Regions from separate parts of the Homo sapiens genome. Here region 1 is linked to region 2. Evidence: read pairs that join two places in POLR2A ChIA-PET (ENCODE). Cell type or tissue: A673. All regions are shown on one strand.

Region 1 (8,000 bases), 740 kb before region 2:
GCACTTAATTTCTTTCTAATTCATAAAGCTCTTTTCTGAACTTTGGTGCCAGAATCATTTAGGACTTATTGGTTGTCTATTTAGCTTGATGCAAAGACCTAACCTAGAGGGAATTAGTTGGGTAAATTGTGGCACATCCTTATGCTGTTGTACATGGACATAAAAAATGGTTGTGATATATTTGAATTTTATTTTATTTTATTTTTACTTGTCTTTGTCAGGCAATATATTTGAATTTTAAAAAGCAAGTTACAATCATGCACAGTGTACTACTTTTTGTTAAAAAAAAAAAAAAACCACATGCATGCAAAAATGCACATTCACACATTGCAACCTACACAGCCTAGAAGAGTATACACCAAAATGTGAGCAATGATGAACTCAGAGTGGTGAAATTATGGGTGACTTTTACATTTTCTTTATTTTGTTTTTCTAAATGTTATGATTTTTCTTTTCTTTTTTTTCTGTCTCTTTATTAGAGACAGAGTTTCACCATGTTGCCCAGGCTGGTCTCAAACTCCTGAGCTCAGGCCATCCATCCACCTCAAACTTCCACACTGCTGGGATTACAGGTGTGAGCCACCATGACTGGACAAAATGTTATGATTTTTCTTGATAGATATGTGTAAGAAGCTTCTTCACCTGCCTTAAACTTCTTATCCTTCTCTCTTCACACTGAGTTCTTTACAAGCTCCTGGTGTTTATTCTCCTAATTAAATATTTAGTTCTATATTCTTCTCTATGCAAGAAAAGAAGAGTTCTTTGGGAGCAGGAAGGAAAAAAACATCCTCCCACCTATGTCCAATTCAAGGAGAAAACAAGCTGGCTACCAAAACTCCCCTGGGGCTCGTGTTTTCTATGCATGGTGAGAACACTATTCAAGGACGTCTAAGAACTGAGCATATATAATAATTATCTCTTTAGGGTTCTTAGGCTCTGCAGGGCATGCATAAGAGTGGAATACACCAACTCATAAATCTAAATGATTTATAACAACATTATATATACCACAATAAATACTTAAAGAAATAAATGAACAAAACTTAGACTTTGCAGTAGTGCTTTAAAAACATTCAAAAATTAATAGCTACAGTTCGAAGCCCTAGATAGAGTAGTAAATTCTCTATCCGTGTAAGTCTTCTAGAGACCCTGGTACAGTGAAGGCTCAAAGCTGTGCAGGTTGGAAGGAGGATTCTGCAGTGTTAAGCCAGGGCCCTTTGGAATGAGCCTCAGGTCCAGGCCTTTTCCAGTGGAGATCTTTCTCCAGCAGAACACAAACCATCAGGTGAATGACCTGGGTTGGGGTAAATTCATTCGGTCACACCCCATGCCTTGGGCCAAACCATGCACCCAGTTAAAGGGAATGGGTGGCTATTTCTGTATCCCCAAGAATAAAACCAACTGTGACCTCTAATGCTATTGGGGCTAGAAAGGGAAGAAATATGCCTTCTTTCATGTGAATTCATGTAAGGGATGAGGATGGGGAATCATTCACTGAGCAAAGATAATTATTTGCAACTAGAACATCCCTAAGCCTGCAAATAAATCTTCAGAATAAGACCATGAGAGTAAAAGCAATTTCTGGCCCAGGTCTCATGCCCTAAGCACTTCACCTAGACAATCCTCCTGAGAAAAACAAAAAAGTCACTCCTTCCCTAGGCCTGCTGGTTCTGGCCTGGAGGCTGGTTGCTTAAACCAATGATTGTTTTCTAGAGAGCTGTCAGGGAGAGCAAAAGTAATGAAATCATTTCATGTTCTTTATCTGGGAGAGTCAGCCTGTGGCATTCTCAGCACTTCTCTTGAGCTGTATCTATCACTGTCAGACTGTCTTGTGGGAGTGGGGCATGCAGATTAAAAATGACTTCACAGCCCCTCCCTCGCAGGTTAGGGAGCATGACATCTATTGGCAGCTGGGCATCTGATGGCTGAGAGCCAGGCACCACATTGCTACATTTCCACTGGGTCCTTGCTGAAAATATTTCTCCTGAATAATATCTTGGCCCTAATGTTGAACCAACTCCATCCCAGACTCACATCCTCTCTGAGATGATCTTTTGGTGATCTTCCACTCTCCACTGTAGCTTTTCTTCCTACCGCAAATTCAACACTGTAGCAGATTTCCCATGGTGTATTGTTATCGGGGGACCTGCCCCGATAATCACGTAGGTTCTTTTCTATTTTCCTAAGCGTCGACTGGCTTGAGAAATAAAAGGACAGAGTACAAAAGAGAGAAATTTTAAAGCTGGGCGTCCGTGGGAGACATCACACATTGGTAGGATCCGTGATGCCCCACAAGCCACAAAACCAGCAAGTTTTTATTAGGGATTTTCAAAAGGGGAGGGAGTGTGCGAATAGGTGTGGGTGACAGACATCAAGTACTTAAAAGGGTAATAGAATATCAAAAGGCAAGTGGAGGCAGGGCGAGATCACAGGACCACAGGACTGAAACGAAATTAAAATTGCTAATGAAGTTTTGGGCACCATTGTCATTGATAACATCTTATCAGGAGACAGGGTTTTGAGATCAACCGGTATGACGAAAATTTATTAGGCGGGAATTTCCTCTTCCTAATAAGCCTGGGAGCGGTATGGGAGACTGGAGTTTATTGCACCTCTGTAATCTCGACCATAAGAGACAGGTACGCCCCGGGGGGCCAGTTCAGAGACCTACCCCTAGGTGCGCATTCTCTTTCTCAGGGACGTTCCATGCTGAGAAAAGGAATTCAGAGATATTTCTCTCATTTACTTTTGAAAGAAGAGAAATATGGCTCTGTTCTGCCTGGCTCACCGGCAGTCAGAATTTAAGGTTATCTCTCTTATTCCCTGAACAATTGCTGTTATCCTGTTCTTTTTTCAGGGTGCCCACATTTCATATCGGTCAAACACACATGCTGTACAATTTGTGTACTTAACGCAATTATTACAAGGTCCTGAGACGATATACATCCTTCTCGGCTGACAGGATTAAGAGATTAAAGTAAAGACAGGCATAGGAAATCACAAGGGTATTGATTGGGGAAGTGATAAGTGTCCATGAAATCTTTACAATTTATGTTTAGAGATTGCAGTAAAGACAGGCATAAGAAATTACAAAAGTATTAATTTGGGGAACTAATAAATGTCCATAAAATCTTCACAATCCACGTTCTTCTGTCATGGCTTCAGCCGGTTCCTCCATTTGGGATCCCTGACTTCCTGCAACATATTGTAAATATGTTTAAGATTTTCTGTATATTGTGATGTTTTGACATCTTAACCTTTCTGGCTGGGGAGAGATTACCCCTCCAGGAGCTAGCCAATTCTTAGAGGTAGCAAAGGACCCAGAGGGGAACATGCCTTTGATAAGCAGACTAACCAGTCCAGAGCCATATCTCCTCTACCTGGCCCTCAGGAGGCAATATTCCATGATTTAATCATCCCCGGGCCTGGTATCAGGAACCTAGGACCACCACTACAGCTCGGAGCCCACCAAAATTATATCTAAACCAGCCAATACCACACTGTCCACCCTGCTCTGCCTCGACATTCCCTCAGAAACCCCAATCAAGCCACTGGCCTAATGTGTAAATACTTAATGGATGGCAAACTAGCACATGAAAAGATGTTCGACGTCATTTACCATTGGCAAAATGCAAGTTAAAACTACAACAAGGCCAGGCGCGGTGGCTAACGCCTGTAATCCCAGCACTTTGGGAGGCCCAGGCAGGTAGACCACCTGAGGTCAGGAGTTCGAGACCAGCCTGACCAACATGGAGAAACCCTGTCTCTACCAAAAGGTACAAAAAAATTAGCCAGACATGAAGGTGTGTGCCTTTAGTCCCAGCTACTTGAGAGGCTGAGGAAAGAGGATCACTCAACCCCGGAAGACAGAGGTTGCAGTGACCTGAGATCGAGCTACTACAGTCCAGCCTGGGTGACACAGCAAGACTCTGTCTCAAACAAACAAACAAACAAACAAAAAACACAACAGGATACCACCACACAGCTACTAGGATGGCTCTAATTCTGTCACCCAGGCTGGAGTGCAGTGGTGCAATCTCGGCTCGCTGCAACCTCTGCCTCCTGGGCTCAGGCTCAGGTGATTCTCTCACCTCAGCCTCCCAAATAGCTGGGACTATGTGCGTGCACCAACCACCACACCCATTTTTTTGTATTTTTTTAGAGATGGGGTTTTGACATATTGCCCAGGCTGGTCTCGAACTCCTGGACTCAAGTGATCTGCCTTCCTTGGCTTCCCAAAGTGCTGGGATTATAGGCATGAGCCATCACAACCATCCAAATGGCTTAAAAACTGGCTGAGCACAATGGCTCATACCAGTGAGGTCTCTTGAGTCAGAAGTTCAAGACCAGCCTGGGTAACATAGAGAGATCACTGACTCTACAAAATATTTTAAAATTAGCCACACATGGTGAGTGGCACAGGCCTGTAGTTCCAGCCTCTCAGGAGGCTGAGGCAGGAGGATTGCTTGAGCCTGGGAGGTGGAGACTACAGCGAGCCATGATTCTGCCACTGCACTCCAGCCTGGGCGACAGAACAAGACCTTGTCTCAAAAAAATATTTAAATAAATGAATAAATAAATAAAAACTAACTAACAATAAATGCTAAGTGCTGGTCAGGATGTTGTGAAGCAGTTGGAACTCTCTTCTACTGCTAATCGGATATAAAATGGTACAACCACTTTGGAAAACAGTTTGACAGTTTCTTTTTACAGTTAAACATGCACTTACCATGTGACCCAACAATCTCACTCCTAACTGAAATAAAATCCTTTGTTCACATAACAAACTTTGCATGAATGTTAATGGTGGCTTTATTTAAAATTTTCAAGGTCTGGAAACCCAAATGTCCTTCAACTGAAATGGATGAACAAACTATGGTACATCTGTACAATGAAATATTACTTAGTAATACAAAGGAATGAATTAGTGATTCATGCTGCAACATGGATAAACCTCAAAAACATGCTAAATGAAAGAAGCCAGACTCAAAAGTCTGCATACTATTTGATTACAGATTTATGGTTTAGTCTGCATCTTCTAGAGTTTTATTTATGCAAAAGCAAATATTTAGGGACAGAAAACAGACCAGTAGTTGCCAGGGACTGGGGGTAGGGGAGAGGGGTTGACTAGAGGAATCTGAGAAAATCCTGGGAGTAATGGAGTGGATCTATATCTTAATTTTACTGATGGTTACACTACGGTACACATTCATCAAAACTCACTGACCTATTCACTTAGGATGAATTTTGCCATATGGAAATTACACTTTAATCTTCAAAATATGAAGCCAGCATTGGCATTTGTCTTCGGTGTAAATTCCTGTGATGCCGTATCTATGTTCAGTCTTCTTCAGTGGGGCTTGTCCATGCTTCTCTCTCCCCTCTCAGAGTCACTGAAACAAATGCAGGTTTCCCACAGGCTTCCAGCCCTGGAGGAAATTGCTATGGCTGCTTAGTTAGCAGAAGTGACACTAGTAAAGAAAGCCAGCTTGGGATGCTGGCTAAATAGACAGGGAAGGGGCTCTGTCAGAGCTGCCCTTTATACACGGTAACATATCCTCAGTGATCACACAGAGAGTGGAAGTCACTGAGGTTGAGCATGGCCACCATAAGCCGTTTCTCACCTAGGCTCCAGGGTGAAAGGGATTGGAAGCAGCCCTGCCTACCAGGTGGTCAGCACCTGACAAGCTTAAGTAGGCCCCCAAATCCAGCTAACTCCATTCTTCCCTCATCCCAAAAAAGTACTGCATGTCATGGGGCCACTGTCCTTGTGAGCAATGCCGCACTCTTCAGCCAAACAGCCATCTGACTTTGACTTAGAAAAGGCAGAGCCAGGCATCACTCCAAATGGATAGACCCCAAATGTCCCTTGTTTCCATGATGGGCAAGGTCCATTTCAGAGCCAGTTTGGGAAGGTGGCTTCTCTCCATCACAGGAAGCATATGTTTCTGGAAGCCAGCCTTCCACTGGTTCTGGAAAGAATCCTTTGGACCAGAGATGAAGTGGGGCCTGGATTGCTCTGCCAGATGAGTTCCTGTCCGGTCAGCCATGCCCAGGGTGGAGCCCTACCAAGGCAGACCACTTCCCTACCGCGCGGAGGCCAATGGGGGCCAGGATGTGCACCTGACTTCCTGCTTCCACCTTGCCCCAGCTCTGGGCTTCCAGGCTTCTCTCCATTATTTTTCTCTTGTCGTTTGTTCCTAGATCTTGGCTACTCTGACCAGCAGCTTTCTCTCTCTCTCTGTCTATTAAATGGCATTATTAAGGTATAATTGACATGAAATAAGCTGAGCATTTAACTGTACAATTTGATAAATTTTGACATTCATATATACCCAGGTAACCATCACCACCAAATCAAGATAGAGAACACATCCATCACCCCCAAAAGTCTCCTTGTGCCCCCTCGGTCATCCCTCCCTCCTGCCCTTGCCTGTCCCCCATTCCCAAGAAGCACCAATCTGCTGCCTGTCACTAAGGATTAGTCTGCATTTTCTAGAGTTTTACATAAATACAATCACACAGTATGTGTTCTCTCTCTTTCTCCCTCTCTCTCTCTCTCTTTCTCTCTCTGGTCTGTCTGCTTTCACTTAGAAAAATTATCTTGAGATTTATCTATATTGCTGCATGTATCAATAATTTATTCTGTTTTCTTGCTGAGTAGTATTCCATCATATGGCTATGCCATAATTTCTTTACCTGTTCATCTGTTGGTGGATGTTTACATTGTTTCCAGGTTTGGGGAAGCCTTTCTCTTCAACCAGCTGGGCTGGCGGTCCTTCAGAAAACACCCAGCACTCCTTGCTGCCAAGGCTTCTTGCTCTGACCACTTCTGACTTGCTGCAGTGGGAGCAGGAGAGTCACTCCACAGAGTGCAGGAAGATTTGCGAGGAGAGGTGGTCGCATCTCCATACAACCCCTCCACTTCTCCCTGCTCCTCCCCACTACCTCTATTTCAACAGCCTCTCAGATCACAACTGCCCCTTGACTTGAGCCAGGAAGAGAAGGGACCAGATAGCAACTGGGAGGAATGGGACAGGTCAATAGTGACACCTTTCATTTCATGAGTATTTCCCACTGTTTGCCCTTTGAGGACAAAGCAAGTCCCTGTGGAGCGGTAGTTTGCTGACAACTTTTATAACACTGACTCTTAGAATATGTCTTTTAAGAGATTAATAAAGAATGTTTATGGCAGTGCTTCTTAACCTTTGATGTGGACACAAATCATTAGAGGGTCATGTAAAATGCAGATTCTGATTCAGTAGGCTGGGGATGGGACTTGAGACTGCATTTCCAGCAAGCTCGCAGATGACTGGATCCTGCTGTCTTCAGGCTGCATGCTTCAAGGGGTCATTCGCAGGTGTTTAGTTGTTTAATAATTGCTTTTTAACAAGTGTTTAATCACTATCTATAAAACTCTAATAAGTACAGGCTAATGCAAGTTGTCTTCTCTCCTGGAGATCCCCTGCAGCTATTCTGAATTAACCAGGGCCTCCTACTGAATACCCCAAGTGTTCCCTTGAAACTAGGATTGGTGTTAAAGCTAGGTGGTGTCAGATTTTAGCCTGCCAAGAACAGCTCCTCCTGTTGGCAAAATATCTACTGTTTCTCTTGTTTGCTGCCTTATACTGATCTTGGTTCCTGGGAAGTTTGGAACTTATACTGCAAAAATGGGTTATGGTGAAAACAGATGGACTACAAGGATGCAGGAAAAAATGAAAAAAATAGGTTATGGGATAACTTGAATAAGATCTTTTTTCTGTGGGGCCCAACTATCACAGACCCATCTAGGGTGGAAATGAGCTGGTACTGGTAGCTGTGGAAACCACAGATCTCTGGATGCAAAGTTGTGATAAAGTGATCCATTCAATCATGCAAATGAATGTTTATGTCCTGAAACATGCAAGGCACTGTGAATACAGTCCCTTCCCTCAAGGGAGAGCAAGACACAAACTGATATAGCACTCATTTATACCCAGAGGTACAAACTATACAGGAAA
Region 2 (8,000 bases):
GACATTTGAGAGAAAATTCAGAGTAGCACTCTTAGGATTAAGAGAATAGAAGGAGTTGAAGATTACATCAAGTTTTTAGTTTGAATTTGAACATTTGAGCATATAAGAAGAGAAGCAAGAAGGGGGAAGGAAGGAGAGATGATTAATTCAATTTTGAATACTTTGAGTTTGAGGAGCCTGCACATTCCAGGGAGAGCCATTGTATATGCAGCTGGTAGCCTGGAGGACAGGTTGGGGCCAGAGATACAGTTTGGGCTGCCGTAGTTGGAACCATTTGATTGGGTGAGGAACCCAGAGAGATCACATGGAGAGAGAAGAGAAACAGTCAAGCCCAGGGGAAACTGAGATTCCCTCCGTTCTTTTTGAAAGTTCAATGTCTTTCTCCCTTTTATAGAAATTATCTAAAAACCAACAACAGATCACAGTAAGTAGAAATGCCAATTTTTACCCCCAGAAATTCTTTAACTTCTGGCACTCTAAGAGGTGAGCTGGCACTTTCAGATTCAGGAGTGCTTGTCTGGGAGTTGACAGCTGTGTAACTTTAGGTAATGCAAGGCCTTTGGTGGAGTCAGCTCATTCAGGAGTCTACCAACAGCTCTTGAAATGTCTGCACATGAATCCCCAGGTGCAGGAGCCAGCCCAGCGCAGAGGGAGAAGCTTGAGTCAGAGCATCAACACAATGGAACTTTCAACATCCCTGTTCTTTTTTTCTTTTCCGTTGAAGTGGAGTTTTGCTCTGTTGCCCAGGCTGGAGTGCAGTGGCACGATCTCCGCTCACCACAACCTCCACTTCCCGGGTTCAAGTGATTCTCCTGCCTCAGCCTCCTGAGTAGCTGGGACTGCAGGCGCCTGCCACCATGCCCAGCTAATTTTTGTATTTTTAGTAGAGACGGGATTTCACTATGTTCAAGGCCAGGCTGGTCTTGAACTCCTGACCACGTGATCTGCCTGCCTCAGCCTCCCAAAGTGCTGGGATTACAGACGTGAGCCACCTTGCCCAGCCTCAACATCCCTTTTCTTATTCGCTATCTTGAAATATCTGAAGACTTTGTGATGGCAAGTGGTTCAAGCATTTTCTGGTGGTGACCACTGCGGGGAACCACAGGCCAGGTGAATGAGAGAGGCCTCTCTATCCATTCCTCTCTCATCTCATCTTCTGTACTCTCGGCCTCATCCTGCACTAGTCACACTGGCCTCATACAAGTCACTCTCCTGCCACAAAAGCCTCGGCTGTGCTCCACCTGGAGTGCTCTTCCTAGATAGCTGCAAGGTTAACTCCTGCCCAAATGTCATCTTTTTAATGAGGCCTACCTTGGCCTCTTTAGTTTAAATTGCATCTGTCCAGGCCAGGTGTGTTGGCTCATGCCTATAATCCCAGCACTTTGGGAGGCTGAAGTGGGCGTATCACCTGAGGTCAGGGGTTCGAGACCAGCCTGGCCAACATGGTGAAACCCCATCTCTACTAAAAATACAAAAATTAGCTGGGCATAGTGGCACATGCCTGTAGTCCCAGCTACTCAGGAGGCTGAGGCAGGAGAATCACTTGAACCCAGTAGGTGGAGGTTGCAGTGAGCCAAGATCACACCACTGCACCCCAGTCGGGCAACAGAGTGTGACTCCGGCTCAAAAATAAATAAATAAATAAATTGTATCTGTCCTTGTCTGCAACTTACACCACCACCAAGTAACCTCCTCCTTGAAGTTATGTGGGAGAAATTTCTCCAGCTCTTCTAAAAGGGGTTGTGAAAATACTCTCATCTCACAACCAGCTAGAGCAGACCTCTTTTCTTCCAGAGAGTTCCAACGTTCTGGCTTGGGACTCATGTCCATGAGTCCAATTTTTTTTTTTAATTATACTTTGAGTTCTAGGGTACATGTGCACAACGTGCAGGTTTGTTACATATGTATACATGTGCCATGTTGGTGTGCTGCACCCATTAACTCGTCATTTACATTAGGTATATCTCCTAATGCTTGTCCAATTGGTTTTTACAGTCAAATGCTGACCGTAATATCTGTTTACTAAAATAAATAGAAAAAACATGAGAGAACATTTCTCAAAAGGCCCTTTTAACATATAGACTTACTTCTTGATATTTAAGAAGAATCCACTTTTTTGCTATACAATTACACAGTTTAAACCTAGTGTTACAGCCATTGTTCATAATTTGACTTTTCAGTAAATGAAAACACCTATTATACCTAAAAAGACTTGAATTGGGCCAGGAGCGGTGGCTCATCCCTGTAATCTCAGCACTTTGGGAGGCTGAGGTGGGTGGATACCTGAGATCAGGAGTTCAAGACCAGCTGGGCCAACATGGCGAAACCCCCTCTCTACTAAAAATACAAAAATTAGCCGGACGTCGTGGCAGACGCCTGTAATCCCAGCTACTCGGGAGGCTGAGGCAGGAGAATTGCTTGAACCTGGGAGGCGGAGGTTGCAGTGGGCTGAGATCGCACCATTGCACTCTAGCCTGGGAGACAAGAGCGAAACTCTGTCTCAAAAAAAAAAAAAAAGACTTGAATTGTTCCTTCCTATAAAACCTTATGTATTACCACTCCTAAACAGATATAATTATACCTTTAAAAAATTATAGACTAGGCCGGGTGCAGTGGCTCACACATGTAATCCCAGGACTTTGGGAGGCCGAGGTCGGCAGATCATGAGGTCAGGAGTTCGAGACCAGCCTGACCAGCACAGTGAAACCCCCTCTCTACTAAAAATACAAAAATTAGCTGGGCATGGTGGCTTGTGCCTGTAATCCCAGCTACTAGGGAGGCTGAGGCAGGAGAATTGCTTGAACCCGGGAGGCAGAGATTGCAGTGAGCCGAGATTGCGCCACTGCACTCTAGCCTAGGCGACAGAGCGAGACTTCATCTCAAAAAAAAAAAAAAATTATAGAATAAGGTTAGAGTTCGTTTATTTTGATAATATATACTTCTTCTTCAAATATTATTATTTTCATTCTCTAAAGGTTTTATCAAGATCAAAGAGATCAACCTAGAAATAGACATTAAAATGTTTCAATGTCTCCATTTTTTCTATCAAAGAACTAAAGACCTGGAGAGCGTCAGTGGCCTGCCTGAAGTCACTCAACTGGTTGACCATAAGCTAATCCTGGGAGCCAGGCCATGTGAAGGCTACTAGAATCATATCTCTGTTATCCCAGACCACCTTCAAAATAGTTTGGGCGTAGTTGTTCTGTTAGCCAGATTGTATTTATTTATTAGCTAACACTAGCTAATAAATTTGGGGAAAATCAGACCAAGCCACTATTACAGCATAACACTAGCACTCTTACATATGTAATGAGATTTAATTTGAAAATATGCAGAACCCTCTTCTATAAATTTTGAGTGCATGCTCTGGCAGTTTACCCTCTGGCTTTAGCCAATTTATCATAAAGTATTAATTACCTCCGTGTTTCTGTGTGTGCGTATGTAGCTATTTCTTAGGATTAATGAGGAAGAGTTGGATCAAAAGGAATGGGCTTTGTATTCTCAAAAATGGCTGAGTGGAGTTTAAGGGTTCTCACTACAAAAAACAAGTATATGTGGTGACATCTGTGTTAATTCCCTTCATTTAGCCATTCCACAATGTATACATATTTCAAAACCTGTTGTACATGATAAATATATACAATTTTATGTCCATTTAAAATGATTAATTAGTGTTTTTAAAGGAATGAGCTAAATGTTCACCACATAAAGAAACATTAGAGACCTTGTGGAGTGAAATTATTGGAATGAAATAGTATCACCATGGGCACCAAATTGAGGCTCCTCAGACACTGTGGGACCAGGGACCTCTGAGAAGATTCCATCAACCTCCTGCTTCTCCTTAACATATTCTCGATGGCAGGTTGCTAGTGACATTTGGTCCCTCTCCTCCCCCTTTCCACTTCCAGTTCTCAAGTCACAAACATGAAGACAAGTTTTAGCCATGTTACTCTGTTAATCTACACACTTACTTCAAGGAAAGAATAAATTGATAGGCCAGGCACGGTGGCTCATGCCTCTAATCCCAACACTTTGGGAGGCCAAGGCAGGAGGACTCCTTCAGGCCTAGAGTTCAAGACCAGCCTGGGCAACATAGTGAGACCTCGTCCCTACTGAAAAAAAAAAAAAAATTAGCTGGGTGTGGTGGCACACACTTGTAGTTCCAGCTACTTGAGAGGCTGAGACTGGAGGATCATTTGAGGTCAGAAATTTGAAGCTGCAGTGAGCCATGATTGTGCTGCTCGCTGCACTCCAGCCTGGGCAAAAAAACAAGACCCTGTGTCTTAAAAAAAGGAAAAAAATAAATAAATTGATAGTAAACTCCAGTCTCCAATATGGAATGGCACAGAGCTGAAAATATATTATTCCTTATCTGTCTTCTGTGCTAGGAGTTCATTTGTTAGAGTAATTGCAGAGATTTTGCAACTGTTTATACAGCATTTGAAATCCTAGACTTTTACTCCCATGAGACTACCATAGTCAGACTGTTTACGTCTCTTAGCAGTAGAACGAGAGTCACTTTATTATCTTAAATGTGAGCTCCCCTCATCTTGCCCTATTTCCTGATCACCAAGCTTCACCAAGAGATTGGAAGAGACATTAACAATTGAGGAGACTGGGGAATTTTAGGTAGCCCATTGTCACTAAGGTATAGCTATTTTCCAGAAAAAAAAAATTCTAAAGAAGCAAAATATCTTTAACAAACTTATTCATGCTTACACCAAATTAAAGGGGGGACCATGGCAAATTCTATTCTACAGTTCGTTGTCCCAGAGCCTTGACAATTTGGAATGCAGGCTGTGCCCGGATGGCAGGAATTTGGAATCAGTTTACAATGTGTGATATGATAACACATGTTCTGGATCAGCGGCAGGGGAATGTTTGGAGCCGTAATTCTGTCCGTCTCCCCATTAGCAGGAAGCCATGCTAAACTCACAGCTGGAGAAGTGCCTAAAAAGAACTAGGTTCTTTGTGTGTGTGAGAGAGTGTATTTATAAAGACAACACAAAACCCAGCCCCAGGGATAAATGCTAAATTAAGGTCATCAAAAATGAAACAGTACATTCATCACATGGATAAATTGGTATCTCGTTGAGATCACTACTTTTCTCAGCTAGAAGCGTGGCTCTATACCCTCATACATCTGGGCTTCATGTTACAGGGGATGTTTAACAACATTAGAGAAAGAAAACCCTAGACCCATTGGCAAGCAGAAAGTCAAATGGAAAATGTTCACTTTAATAAGGCACAAAGGGATGTATACAAGATTCAAACAACATGAGTTGAAACCTGATATCCCTGAGGCTTGAGGTAAAAACGGACTCTTGGCTCTGGTGAGCCAAACATTAAGGAAACATGTAAGCACGTGTAAGTGCAAGCATGAAGCTAGCATAATTCAGCAGGCTTTGTGAAGCCAAACGCTGAGCTTAGGCAAGAAAGACTGAACGTTGTCCTTTGAAAAGATGTAAGTTATTGGCACATTGAGGTTAGCAGAAAGAATGATTTATATAATGTAGTCTTGCTTTCATGTCTCTCTCTCTCTCTATCTCTCTCTTTTTTTTTTTTTTTCCTTTTTGAGACAGGGTCTTGCTCTGTAGCCCAGGCTGAAGTGCAGTGGTGCAATCACAGCTCACTACAGCCTCAACTTCCTAGGCTCAAGTGATCTTCCTGTCCCAGCCTTCCAAGTACCTGGGACCACAGGTGCACGGACACAATGCTCGACTAATATTTTTATTTATTGTAGAGACAGGGTCTCACTACATTGCTTAGGCTGGTCTCGAACTCATGGGCTCAAGCGAAAGTGCTGAAACCGTAGGTGTGAGCCACTGCACCTGTCTTCTCTCTCTCTCTTTTTTTTTTTGAGACAGAGTCTCGCTGTGGAGTGCAGTGGCGCAAATTCTGCTGACTACAACCTCCGCCTCCCAGTTCAAGCAATTCTCCTGTCTCAGCCTCCTGAGTAGCTGGGACTACAGGCGTGCACCACCATGCCCAGCTAATTTTTTGTATTTTTAGCAGAGTTGGAATTTCACCATGTTGTCTAGGCTGGTCTTGAACTCCTGGCCTCAAGTGATCCACCTGCCTCAGCCTCCCACTGGCTTCTCTTTTCTTAAAGTCTATAGTGTTCTGTACTTTTCTAATGGTTTCCTACTTCAACTGTACTTACATAGACACAGCACTTCTCTCATGATTATCCTGAATGAATGAATTAGTGATTATGTTATTTAAAATATTCAAACTATGAAAGTACTGAGGCAGTCATGGTTGATTTGGTGTTTTTATACTATTTCACTAATTTGCAACATCATCAATTTAATTATGGCTGGCTTAAAGTCACCAAAAATCTACTAAAAAGTCAATCTGGTTTAATAATCAAGATAATATCATAGCTTCAGATAGGAAGATGATCATGATTTTACCATCATGATCCCATCTAATTGTTCAAATAGATACCATCTAATTGTTCAAAATTAGAACCATAAGACTTTGTAAGGCCGGGTGTGGTGGCTCACGCCTGTAATCCCAGCACTTTGGGAGGCTGAGGTGGCGGATCACAAGGTCAGAAGATTGAGACCATCCTGGCTAATACAGTGAAACCCCGTCTCTATTAAAAATACAAAAAATTAGCTGGGTGTGGTGGCAGGTGCCTGTAGTCCCAGCTACTCGGGAGGCTGAGACAGGAAAATGGTGTGAACCTGGGAGGTGGAGCTTGCAGTGAGCCGAGATCGCGCCACTGCACTCCAGCCCGGGTGACAGTGCTAGACTCCATCTCAAAAAAAAAAAAAAAAGACTTTGTAAAACCATCAACTGATTTAGTGTATAGTTAAAGAACACTGTGGCTAACTCTGCAGTCTTTTTGTAGAGGGAAGCCCTAGTTTTCAGGGCAAGGATTTATAAAGCATTTTTCTGTTGGCAAAGTGCTTCTACACACATTTAATTGAATCCTCTCGACCTTGTACCTTTTTACTCTAATATACGATTTGGGCTTCTTCTTCAGAGGTGATCAGAAGTATTTGGTCTTAGTATTTGAGCAACATTTTTCCAGAGTTCTGTCTTCATTACATCAACTTCCTCTGACAGCTAGAAAGACTGTCTTAGCCATTTCCTCTTCAGAGCCCTGTTGCTTTCGAGCCAGTGACCTGTGTACCAGTTTCCTGCTCCACAGATGCCTTTAGTGAGAAGAGTCCAGTCGCTGACTCCATTCCCATTTGGGTCACAGCCCCAACCCATCACTTCTCTTTGATGACCCACTCTACAATCTTCCAGTTTGTATCCCATTAAACCACACACAAGTTTTCCCCACTTTCCATTGAAAATTAAAAATCTTTTGATAGAAAAATACATAAACTAACAAATTGCTTATGACCACAGCATCCGAAGGTTTTTGGTTCTCGGTTTGTGTTTAGGTGGACAATCGTCATTAGCGTTGATCCTAGCACTCACACACCTTGCAAGTGGAACTGTATCGATCTGCCTCCCCAACCCCACATCCTGCTCATGTGGGAAATGCTTTCCTCCACTCTTACTCAACTTTACAGCCTCCAAGTCCCTTCTACTCCAACCTCCTGTGTGTGTATAACATTCTTTTATGCTTTTTTCTCTTTACAATATTTTAAAAATCCTTTGTCATTGTCTTGAGTAGTTTCTTACTGAAGTTATTGTAGTATTCTTTGCCATTTCCATGTTACTGGATTTATTTTGGGTGTTTCCAGTTTGGAGTTATTACAGATAACCTTGCCATAAATATCTGGTAAAATATTTTTCATTTAAAATTATTTTCTCAAAATAAATTTCTAAGAATACCGTTGTGGCAAAGGGTATAGTCTTTTTTTTTTTTTTTTGAGATGGAGTCTCATTCTGCCACCCAGGTAGGAGTGCAGTGGCACAGTCTCGGCTCACTACAATCTCTGCCTCCCAGGTTCAAGCGATTCTCCTGCCTCATCCTCCTGAGTAGCTGGGGTTACAGTCGCCCACCGCCACACCTGGCTAATTTTCGTCTTTTT

What was found. Peaks named below come from ENCODE experiments on the same cell type or tissue, not always from the same donor. Only the 100,000 strongest peaks of a DNase experiment are listed, where the experiment ranks them.
Region 1: POLR2A ChIA-PET joins it to region 2 with 13 read pairs; 2 of 35 experiments call an interaction of 5 or more read pairs at or near these places.

The regions. Positions count from the first base shown.
Region 1 is chr4:152,698,566-152,706,565 of GRCh38, forward strand. No RefSeq gene overlaps it. Among named protein-coding and RNA genes, the nearest start is that of TMEM154, 23 kb to the left of the region's middle. RefSeq lists an enhancer at 2,150-2,661. In A673, a CTCF peak has its summit at 7,593 (motif pointing left); a DNase peak (open chromatin) is centred at 846.
Region 2 is chr4:153,443,237-153,451,236 of GRCh38, forward strand. No RefSeq gene overlaps it. Among named protein-coding and RNA genes, the nearest start is that of TMEM131L, 19 kb to the right of the region's middle. RefSeq lists an enhancer at 7,066-7,215. In A673, no CTCF peak of the experiment used is centred here; a DNase peak (open chromatin) is centred at 4,465; H3K4me3 peaks cover 679 bases.